Regions from separate parts of the Homo sapiens genome. Here region 2 is linked to region 1. Evidence: chromatin contacts called from ENCODE Hi-C or POLR2A ChIA-PET data. All regions are on one chromosome and are shown on one strand. Each heading gives the region's core, a stretch centred on a gene start or an enhancer-like site at or near the end of the contact. The rest is flanking DNA. Distances are from core to core; before and after follow the strand shown. Region 1 holds the start of MRPL17 (mitochondrial ribosomal protein L17). Region 2 holds the start of ZNF215 (zinc finger protein 215).

Evidence for each region. A loop is a pair of places that touch in the nucleus more often than their neighbours do. ChIA-PET counts read pairs that join two places held with the same protein, here RNA polymerase II (POLR2A). Pooled maps may share reads with other maps.
Region 2: a map of OCI-LY7 shows a loop between it and region 1 (5-fold over the local background). The contact joins the promoter of ZNF215 here to the promoter of MRPL17 in region 1. A Hi-C loop is called at or near these places in 1 of 168 maps with a recorded cell type or tissue (OCI-LY7), 4 of 37 single-sample maps with no recorded cell type and 3 of 50 pooled maps. POLR2A ChIA-PET finds 5 or more read pairs at or near these places in 1 of 52 experiments (activated T-cell).

The regions. Positions count from the first base shown.
Region 1 is chr11:6,682,090-6,687,953 of GRCh38, forward strand. MRPL17 (mitochondrial ribosomal protein L17) reads right to left here and starts at 1,251. Exons shown (of 3, transcript NM_022061.4): 1 at 1,034-1,251; 2 at 658-726; 3 at 1-313. The coding sequence starts at 1,207. The coding sequence ends at 29. It also overlaps the pseudogene RPL21P94. RefSeq lists enhancers at 793-1,555, 972-1,411.
Region 2 is chr11:6,924,042-6,929,905 of GRCh38, forward strand. ZNF215 (zinc finger protein 215) reads left to right here and starts at 2,385. Exons shown (of 7, transcript NM_013250.4): 1 at 2,385-2,644; 2 at 3,621-3,766. It overlaps LOC107984019 (a long non-coding RNA gene), which reads right to left. Exons shown (of 4, transcript XR_001748112.3): 2 at 1,776-3,121; 3 at 457-534.

The sequences.
Region 1 (5,864 bases), core at 1-2,500:
TTAAGGGCTGCAGACTCTTCAGATCCAGTTAAATCCCTGGTGTTTGAGCTGTGTGGGAGCTGTGGTTGCTTGCTTCCTGGCTTTGCCTGAGGTCCTGCCGCAAACCCTGCAGCAGCTGGTTTAGGAGTGTAAGGTGGCTGTCTCTGCGAGGCAGAGGCAGGGGTGGGAGGCAATTCCCTTTATACTCGATCACTGCCATCTTGGCCCGATCCAAACTCCGATTTGGGATCTGCAGCATTCTTGTGTAGCCCCCAGTTTGATCTTTGTACCGAGGGGCCAGTACTTGAAACAGCTTTGGGATCAAATCCTTCTCCTAGAGGGAGAATTATCCAAGAGACAGCAGAGTCAGGCAAAACTGCAGAGGCATTTAACTTTACACCATTCCCAAAGGTAAGGTCCATCCACACATAGAAAGACCTCCCCCTCCCCTCGCCAATCTGGCATAGTCAGTGTTACACAAAGGGGTCGTTTATAGGCAGTTGTGCAGAGGTATATTCACATCGACTTCAACTAACTTAAGACACAGTTTCTAATTTAGTTAGCAGCACTGGCCCATAAGTGAGTACCCAAGTTTAATTCTGCATAGTTCTCCTTTTTCCAACCCCCACCCCCAGGGAGCAAAGGGTGGGATTTTGAAGGCAGATAGGTCGCACTCACTGTGAGCCAGAAGTCAGCCATGCGCATGGCTCGTTCGTTAGTGTCTCCCAGCTTCCCATAGTCGATGAGCTGTGAGGACATAACATCACGGATCCAACCGAGCAAGAAAACAAGGTGCCAATCTAATTTCTCTAATGCCGGAAGGCAATCCATTCTTTCCACTAGCCAAGCATCTCCAATCTACGCCACCCCTAACTCCGCAGCCCTAACCAGTCTTCCATTAGAGGCGATGGAGGGGCGGGTTCAGCCCAAGGTTCTGGGGGACTCAGACTTGGGGAATGGTTTACCAGGTTGGTCCCGGTCCCTTTCCACTTGCAGCCGGCTCCGCCCCCTCAGACCAGACCCGCAGAGTGGACAAGAGGGCCGCGCTCCTCACCTTCTCCGCGTAGCCCCTCATTTCGTCCACACGCGCCCATGGTGCCTCGATGCGTTCGTGCCGCACCAGCCCTGTGAGCAAGTTCCGCAACAGATGGATGCGGGACTCGGGACCGAGGCCCATACGGCGAAATACGCGGCCATGGGAGATCGCTGCAGCGACCGACAGCCGCATGTTTCCAACTTCTGCCCGCCCCTTGGAGGCCGGAACTGGAAACTGGAAGGTAGAGCCGGTGGCGGCAATTTCAGGGAACGCATGCGCCTTAGCTCGGAGCGTGGTGAACGTGTTTGCGCATGCGCATCAGAGCCTGCCTCGTTGGCAATCTCGGGAAGGGCGGAGAAACGGTGTTGAGCTTTTCCAGAGGCGGCGAGCTGGGCGGGCTTCAGGCATCCAGAGCGCTCTGTGGCGGCCGAAGAACCAGGCGCCCCCTAGTGTGGGATAAGCGGGCCATCGGGTTTTTTTTGGGGCTGCGTCAGCCAGTGGCATTTAGGGCGATGGGGCGCTCCGCCGCGGAGACTCCTGGGAAAGAGAGCGTCTGAAGAGAAAGGCACCCGGAGGGTTCGGGGTCCTGCGGGCTGACGGCCCTACCGGGTCCAGCAGTGGCCAGCTGGCCTGGTTGACACCTGTACGCATTGTTTTTAACACAGTGATTTTCAGTAGTAATGGTGAGATGGATAATAACGATGCCCGGAAAAGAAACGCAGATAGTGAAATTTTTCTTTTATTGAAGTAATCACTCCAGTTAAAAAAATTACAGCACTAAAGGGAAAAGTAGTAGATTGTTTTTAATTACACCAGTGTGTCTTTTTAAGGGGAAAAAACATACCTACACATTTATGTGTTAATGAACAATAATATTATAGTTTGTTTTTGAGCCTTAACATCTGCAAATTGGCAATGACTGTCAAAATTATTCCTTGTTATGGGTTGAATTGTGTCTTCCCCATGATTCTTCCCGTCCCCAAAAAGCTATGTTAAGTCCTAACCTGCAGTAACTCAGAATGTGACCTTATGTGGAAATAGGGTCATTGCAGATGTCATTTGTTAAGATGAAGTCATGCAGGCATAGGTGGGCGCCTAATCCAAAATGCCTAGTGTCTAGCTAGCTAGATAGATAGACACATATATACGTACATACATATATGCAGGCCGGGCACGGTGGCTCACTCCTGTAATTCCAGCACTTTGGGAGGCCGAGGCGGGCGGATCACCTGAGGTCAGGAATTCGAGACCAGCCTGGCCAACATGGCGAAACCCCGTCTCTACTAAAAACACAAAAATTAGCCGGGCGTGGTGGCTCATGCCTGTAATTCTAGCTACTCGGGAGGCTGAGGCAGGAGAATAGCTTGAACCCGGGAGGTGGAGGTTGCAGTGAGCTGAGATCGGGCACTGCACTCTAGACTGGGCGACAGAGTGAGGCTCTATCTCAAAAAAAAAAAAAAAAAAAATGCGCATGAAGAGAGAGAGATGGACACAGGGTGATGCTGACCAGGTAAAGACAGAGACATACAGGCAGAAAGCCATGTGACCTTGAAAGCAGAGATTATGGAGTCAAGCAGTTGCAAATCAATGAATGAACACCAAGGATTGCTGGAGCACACCTGAAGCCAAGGGAAAGGTATAAAACGCATTCTTTTTCAGATCTGTCAGAGAGCATGACCCTGCTGCTAACACATCGCTTTCTTACTTCTAGCCTCCAGAGCCACAAAACAATAAATTTCTGTTGTTTTAAGTTCCACAGTTTGTGATAGTTTGTTACAGCAGTCTTAGGAAATGAATTCACTCCTCTTTACATGTACATATTCAGTAGACGTATAGATTTGTCACTTTGTCAGCTTATAGGTGACCAAAGAACACTTCTTTGCTAATTTTAATTTTGAAAAGTTTCTTTAATATGAAGGAACAAATATGCAAATAGGAAAAGTCATGAACATATAAATACATTGACAGATTTATACAAATCACACTTCACAATTAAAGAAATTTACAATAAATTACAGAAATTACAATTACCATTCATGTTTTGTTTCTTTGGGAGCAATTCTTGTAGTTTTCAATTGTCTTTGCAGTTGAAAAATTTCACTAAGATGTTTTCACCAGGATATATATATATTTTTTTGAGACGGAGTTTCTTTCTTGTTGCCCAGGCTGGAGTGCAATGGTGCGGTCTCGGCTCACTGCAACCTCCACCTCCTGGGTTCAAGCGATTCTCATGCCTCAGCCTCACAAGTAACTGGGATTACAGGCGCCCACCACCATGCCTGGCTAATTTTTTTTGTATTTTTAGTAGAGACGGGGTTTCACCATGTTGGCCGGGCTGGTCTCGAACTCCTGACCTCAGGTGATCTGCCCGCCTCAGCCTCCCAAAGTGCTGGGATTACAGGTGTGAGCCACTGTGCCCGGCCCACCAGAAAATTTATCATAAATTTCTATTGGTAAAAACTTGTGAAGAGGTTCTTCTTCAGCAAAAATTAGGTGAAATGAAACATTGATCCATTGTCTTAGAAAATGCTTACACTTGGTAAAAACAATTGTAGCATCAAACACTGTCCTTTTGACTTTTTCTGGCAATACAAGACCGTCATCTCTTGTCTCTTCTGGTAGTCTTCAAAATTTGATTCTTTTTTATATGTCAATTTCCTTACATTTTGTTTTTGCAGCATTACTACTGGCTTTCTCTGCAATTTCTGTGGGCTGATATTAACGGAACAATTTTTTTTTACAGTCCAAGGGTCTTTTATTAGTGGTATTATTTGCACCTATTATGTCATGAATTCATAGGGAATAGGTTCCAGTAGCTCTGGCTCCTCTCCATTGGTTCTCACCAAGTGTGCTTCTCTTGGTGCAGCAGGCTGGCCTGTCAGCTGAATCCAGGTACCTTTCTCTTTGGCTCTCTTCTTTTTCTGATCATTTTCTTTCATGCATTTCAGGAGACTACCTTTTCCCTTAGAGTGTTTAATGTGCTCCATATGCACATTAATTCTTTTGGCAAGAATCTAGCCCTTAACTTTTTTTTTTTTTTTTCCCTACAGCAATGCTAACAGCATGCTGAGTAACATTATAGACTCTTCCAGTTTTTGCCATGGTAACACTTGTGAGGCATTCCTTTTTGAACCATACCCATTCCCTTGATGTCTACAGTATCACCTTTTTTATAGACTCCCATGCATGTGGCCAACTCCATGTTTTCTAAAAGGCCTAGAAAACATACACTGGGTGCCTCTCCTGTTTTCCTTGTGTTGGCCATTTTGGTGAATTACCAGAATATGGAGCTTCCAGCCAAAAGGAAGTTAAAGCAACAATTTAAACCTTGATGTTTTACTGACTGTATGTTGTTCAAGGCTTATTGTGGCTCTTTGCAGATATTTTTGTGTTTGATTAGCCTTCTTTGAAACTTTACATTAATAAAAAAATACTCATAAAAGAAAAGTCCCAGAAAACCAAGGTTGTTTGTTTTAAATCTACTGTTTAAAAGCAGGGATATTTTGTACAACAGGAGTTGGAGTCATGAAATGTACCTGAAGTGAGCCTGAGAGCTAATTAAACTCTTATGAATTTATATCTATAAATATAAATAAAACTCTGGTCTCCTGCACAGCTGGCTCTGTGTGAGTTACTCTTTCTCTATCGCAATTTCCCTGTCTTGTTAAATCGGCTCTGTCTAGGCAGTGGGCAAGGTGAACTCATTGGGTGGTTACAAATCTGGGGGCTTGTCCAGGATTGCCCATGTGGCTACCTGCCCATGGTTTGGTAGTCCCCCTCTGGTGATGGATTCAGATGCCAGCTCAAGCAGCTGCCTAGTTATTTTGGACTGGGGGCTGACTCTGGTATTGTCTCTGCTGAAGGGGCACTGGTGACCCAGTGTGCATGGATTTAATTGCAATAGAGAAATAGTCTTGAGGAGATGTCCTATAACTGTAGCCCTATCACAAGGTGTCTGTCTGTAGCCCAGTCATGGAGTGTCTGTAGCTGTAGCCTCATTACAGTGTGTCTGGATTGGTGAATATCCTAGGCACGGCCAACGCCTCCTTCCTTTTCCCGATTGGTTTGATTCCTTTGGGGAGGGGGTCTTGGTTTTTCTGTTGCCCCATGGTGGGGTGTCGGTCTGTAGCCCCACTGAGGGGCATCTTTCTCAGTTTGGTTCATTTGAGATTCTCGGTTGGCTCTCTCTAATTAGTAGGAAGAGTCTTGGTTTGGGAGACTTCTCAATCAGGAAGATTTTGGGGAGATTTCTCAGACAGAGAACAGGAGGATAGTTTGGAAGGGATACTCTTGGAGTTCTTGGTTAGGGATCTGATTTGGAAGCCCTTCTGTCTGTCTTGTCTTTGTATGTGTTTATATATGTGGAGGGGACCTCAGAAGGACTTGCTGATGAAAGTCCAGCAGGCCTAACTCAGAGAACCCTCCTTATTTGTCTGGTCACATTCGGTGAGTCCCAAAGAAAGCTCAACAGGCCTGGCTCAGGACGACTATCTGCTCTTCGTCTTGCCCAGAGACCACCCATCAAATTACTGGTTGGAGGTCATTCCTCCCCACCTGGAGTGGATCAAAGACAATGGGGACCAATGGGAGAAAGTTTGAGCCTTGCCAGGTCAATACTGGGTGGTGAATGAGATGACTAGTGTCTGTTTTGTTATGTATATTTTGCTTTTACAGGGATGGAAAATGTTAGTTTGTTTCCCCATGCAGCCTCTTGGGCAGCATCTTGCAAAATTGAGAATCTTTTGCTTATGGTTCCATAAGAGAGAAAAGGGTGATTTTCTTTTGTAAAGTGGCTTGACCTCCACAGCTATGGCACAACTAGCAGGGTCATCAAAAGCTGCTCTGTTCT
Region 2 (5,864 bases), core at 1,135-3,634, 240 kb after region 1:
CCATCCCATCTGACCAAATTTCAAACACACTCCTGAGTAAAACAAAATGATTGCTATTTTAAAGCACTAAAGTTTGAAATGGTCTGTATGCAGCAATGGATTACTGACACACTGAGAATTATGTTCCCACTCATTCCACCAAAATAGATGCCAATGGGGCTTCTTCACAAAGCTGTCTGCATGAAACCACTACATACTAGGGAGGGAAGGGGAAAATAAAGACAAAAAATTCTAATGAAAACATACTTAATACATACACCTAGAAATCATCATAATGATGACGTATCAGTCAGGGCTTTTAGTTTCAAGCAACAGAAACTAAGCATGATTTAAGCTAAACGTAAAAATATTGAAATAGTATTCGAGTCATGTAGCCAGAACCACAGACCAAAATTGTACCACAGAATTGGCTCTATGAGGACAAGACTTCCATTCAGCACTAGAAGCATGATTTACCTGCCAACACCATCAGCACAGGACACTGCTGCCGGAGCTGCTGATTCTGGAAACTGAATATTGCTGCATCCATTGCCACTGTTGGAAAGAAAAAAAATGTCTTCTGACAAACACAACCTGAGTCAGGCGATCAAATTGAACACCAACAATGATAAGTCATGTTGATAGTATGTACCTGTGATATGATATAATAAAAATGGCACTCTATCTCTGTGACCTTCATCTCCAGTCTAATCATAGGAAAAATATCAGAAAACTCCCAATAGAGGGAGATCATACAAAATACTTGACCAGTACTCCTCAACACTGCCAAGGTTAGGAAACACAAGGAAAGTATGAGAAATCGTCACAGTCCAGAAGAGCCTAAAGAGACATGACAACTAAATGTAATGTGATATTCCAGTTGGGATCCTGCATCAGAGGAAAGAAAAAAGATAAAAACAAAACAAATAAACCAGCTAAAGAAGTCTGGTCCTTACCAGCCTGGACAACATGGCAAAAATCCATCTCTACAAAAAATAAATTTAAAAAAAAATTAGCCAGGCATGGTGGCAAGCACCTGTAGTTCCAGCTACTTGGGAGGCTGAGATGGGAGAATCACTTGAGCTCAGGGAGGTCCAGGCTGCAGTGAGCTGTCACACCACTGTACTCCAGCCTGGCAGCCTGGGTGACAGAGTGAGACCCAGTCAAAAAAAGAAGAAAGAAAGAAAAGAAGCAAGCAAGCAAGAGAGAAAAAGAAAGAAAGAAAGAAAGAAAGAAGAAAGAAAGGAAAGAAAGAAAGAGAAAGAAAGAAAAGAAAAGAAAAAAGCAAAGAAAATAAGAAATCTGAATAAAGTATTGTGGACTTAATGTATCAATGTTATTTTATTTTTTATTTTTATATTTTATTTTTATTTTCTTAGTTGTAACAAATATACCATAATAATTTAAGAGGGTAATAACAGGGAAAACTAGTTGTGGAGTAGAAGGTAACTCTGTATATTACCTTCTCAATTTTTCCAAAACTGTAAATCCAAAACTGCTCTAAAAAATAAGGTCTATTTAAAAAGAAATAAAAGAAACTATATGGTGTGTCCTTGTTTTTTTGTGTCACTAGCTGTTCAAAGTTGCCATCTTGTTTTACCTTAGTCCACTCCTGGCCTAGATATAAAGCTCTCTCTGGTTTAAGTTCTTTCACTCTGCTCCTACAGCACTGTCCACATGCCTCTAGGCAAGCACTAATCATATTATCATGTACTTAATGCCACCAAGCATTCTCTCCTTTGTGACACACACATCCCTTCCCTCTGTGTCTCCACACCCACCAGATTTCCTCCTACCTCTCAGGCTGATCCTCCTCTCTCTTTTTTGCAGGTCCGCCTTCCTGACTCAACCAATGGTGTTGGTGTTCCCTGGGCCAATTCCAGCCCATTTCCTTCTATTTTCTCTCTTCCTCTCTGTCCCTTTCTCTGCAGTCCTATTCCAATGGATAGCATCAATCACCATCTACCCAGATTGACCCAAATTTTACAGGTCTAGCCCCAGACATCTCTAAATTCCCAAATGCCTACATCCAAATGCCTAATTGACAATGCTTCTCAGATGCCACAAAGTACCTCAGTCTTAACAAGCCAAAACTGAACAACGAACTGCAAGCCCTCTCACTTCCATACAAAACTGAATGAATGAATCTGTGAACCAATAAACCAATAAAGACCATGTAAGAGACAATGTCTTGTCGAAATTGTCATTGTTTTTTGATTCCAGACAAATGGGGTGTGGGGAACAGAAAGGCGATTTGGACTAGTTTCCCCGGACGGGATGAGGCAGCGCCGGAAGTATGACGCTCATTTCTTTAAGCCACTAGAAGCTCACCGTGAGTCCATTCACAGGGCCAGAGTTCCAAGTGTGCGGCGTGGGCGGGGCCTGCAGAAAGGGACGGGGCCTGCAGAAAGGGACGGGGCTGGCAAAGGCCTGGTCTACCTCACCGATCCGGGTCGCGGGGGCTCCTAGGGGGTTCCTTCCACAGCTGGTGCGCGTGCGCAAGAGTGCGTCGAGGTTGTTCCGCGGCAATTTATGAAACTCGGAGCCGGCAGTGAGTTGAGGGTTCGGCGAGGTCAGGGATTCCTAGTTGCAGCGTGATTACCAACGCCAGCTCCCTTCACTGTCCAAGACAGCGATTCCGCGGCTCCTCTGAGAACTGGCGCTTGTGAGTGACTGAACGGGCCACTGGAGAGGAGCGGTGCTCACGGGTATCGTTCTCGTCAGCGGGCGGTGGGGACGCGGGGTCTTGGAATTGGGAATCACGCTTGAGGGCGTCCATGCGGAACGTGCAGCTTACCTCAGCTTGCTTGCAGTTACCCAGTTTCCACGCTGCCCTCCAAGGTCTGTGCCGGAAAACCTGGAGGAGGGCGCGAGCTGACGGGAGGGATGGAAACGTGGGCTGCGGAAGTAAGACAAGCGTTGAGAGCAGCGACAGAGGGCGAGGGGGTGGGCGGCGGGACGGCTGGGGTCAGGATCCAGCTCCGCTAAAGCAAGGATTTAACCACACTCCTGTCGCCTCTTCCACTCTGCAATAGGGGCAGTCTCCAGACGCGCAGAGTGGTTAGTATGTTATGATCAGCTGGTTTGGGAATGGCTGGTATTGATGCCTCATGGAAAAACCAAGCGTGACTGGATCAATCAACTGGGAAAGACAATGGAGTTTTAATTAATTCATATTGCCTTGTTTTCCCAGTCATTCCTGGCCACCTCCCTAAAAGATTAAAACCTCCAAGTATCGTACTTATTTTAAAATAATTCTTTCTCCATTTAACATAAATGACTTCTATTCAGTCACTTATTTGCAAACTGTTTTCTGTTCCTCTTTATCTAAGCTACTCTCGCCAGGTGGTTCTTACCTCAAGCAGCTGTCCTACCTACAACCTGTTTGATTAGAAATAACCCTCTTCACAGACAGTACCTTTTTTCCATAATTAGCAGCTGTTCGAGTTCCTTGCGGCCATAAAACCGTAGAACTGGTGCCACCTGGTTATATTAGTCTAACCATCCACTACAACTTCAGGTCCCTCCGTCACAGTGGTACTGGCTCCGTGTCTTAATCCTGAATCCCACCTTTATATCAGAGGCATCTATTCAGTACTTTAGAGTTTAACTGTTATATTTCCTGGCTTTGTATATTCCAGTGTTCATCATTTGCCACTTAAGCTACTTGCAGTCACGTCACACCTTGGATCTCTATCATCAAAACTATTCCACCTCGGAAATCTTACCTAAATGCAGCATGCCATCCTGAACGTCTCTCCCTGTCCTAGCTCTGTAACTGTTTACAGTGAGTAATTCATTAATTTGTGTTTTTCACCTACAAACCTCCCAGTATATTTGTTGCTTTTTTTTTATTTCCTGAGTTGGATATTTAATGCATCTCATTCTTGTTTAATTATATGTAAGGCTTTTCCATTGCCTATCAGGAGCTTCAGCTGTGCGCTTTAGATTTTGACGTACAATGTTTTTACTGTTTTTAGATACTTTGCAGTTGTCCTTTTGATTCTCTTTTATCTTTTTTTTTAGAAGCAAACATTTGAATTTTAAAGTAGGTGAAATTGTTTTTTCTATGTGGTGTTAATTTCTGGTTTTGCATTCTAGTAATAAATATGGTTTCCACTACTCTTGTTTACCATTTATCAAGGATTTTCTATTTGGTAGCCTAATAAATTGCTTTTGTAAACATTCCCTTAGGTGCTTGAATAGAAACTACATTTTATCTAGTTTTATTTATCTATTAGGCTAAGCATATTATTTATATCCACTATACTATTACTTTTTTGACTTTATCTGTCAGAGTCTGAGAAAGTTACCTAATATCCCATTTCTATTGTATCACTGTTGACTTCATTTCTTGTTTTCTGAGAATTTTGCCAAAAATGTTTCAAGTATGTTGTACATTTAATGAGTTATATTTCATTATGAGTTATAATCATTTAGTTTCCTCTAATGTATTTGTGCTTTTAATTCATTATAATTTTAATTCACTAAACTCTTGAATATTTTTTGTTTGCCTGGTATTTTTTAAAAATTCTTTTACATTTAGTTTTGGAGTTCTCGTTTCGGATGTCTTTTGAGTTTTATGTAGTTTGAGTTTAAATTTTTACCCGGTACATTTATTGTTGCAATTAACATCTCTGTTATTTTTACTTTTTAGTATAAAGCCTTTTCTGTTTTGTCTTTGACATATGGCCTGTGAGCTTTTATTTTTTCTTTCTCCATTTATGTTACTTTCAAAGTATCTGGGCCCATAGTTCATTTTTTTGTTGGACTAAATTATACTACTTCAGGACTATTCCACCAGTCATATTTAAGAGCTCTCTCTTGGCTGGTGGCTCAAAAGTGGAGCTAATGAGGCCAGATCAGGAGGGTCGTGGATGTCAACAGTTGTGGCGGGTTTTCAGTCTGTTGTATTGACGGTGGGCCTTGGCAGCTGCGAATGAGGAGAAAGATGGTCTTTTGTTATGAGTTTGGGGAGATGTCAAGGAGTACTCCAGAGGGATTCATTACAGGAAGCACTTGTTTCAGGGCAACTGGAAGCAATTTTCTATCCCGCGAGACCCAGGAATAGCCCATGAAAGGCACCATTACCCTTTTCCTCCCCTGGCCATGACAACCTAGATGGGATCTTTCAAGCCAGAAGGCACCTGCCTCTGTGGCTTTCCACTTGCTGTGGGAAATCCTCTGGGGAGCTTGCATTCACAGAGAAAAAAAGTTTCTAAATAAATTGGATAAAGTTACAGGAAAATAGAGAAGACAGTACAACAGAGTGTCCATATACCCCTCCACTAATTTTTCCTATTAGTAACATTTTGTATTAGTATAGAACATTTCTTACAATTAATAATACTACATTAACTAAAGTCCATGCTTTATTCAAGTTTAATTTTTACCTAATGTCTTTTTTACTGATGTAGAATCCATCCAGTATACCACATTACATTCTGTTGTCATGCCCCCTTAGGCTTCTCTTGGCTGTGACAGTTTCTCAGACATTCCTTGTTTCTGATCATGCTACAATTATGAGGAGGTATTGGTTAAGTATGGAGAACCATCTGTTGGAATTTGATGTTTTTCTCATTATTAGACTGGGGTTATGGGTTTAGAGCAGGAAGATCACAGAGGCAAAATGCCATTTTATCACATTGTCTCGAGGCTACATACTGCCAACATGACTTATCGCTATTAATGTTAATCTTGATCACCTGGCTGAGATGGTATTTGTCAGGTTTTTCCACTGTAAATTTACCTTCCCCCTCCCCCCACCCCACAGCATTTCCTCTTTGGCAGGAAATTCCTATGCAGAGCCCATACTCAAGGGGTGGGGAGTTATGCTGTACCTCGTGAATGGCTGAGAATTTGCATAAATTATTTGGAATTTTTCT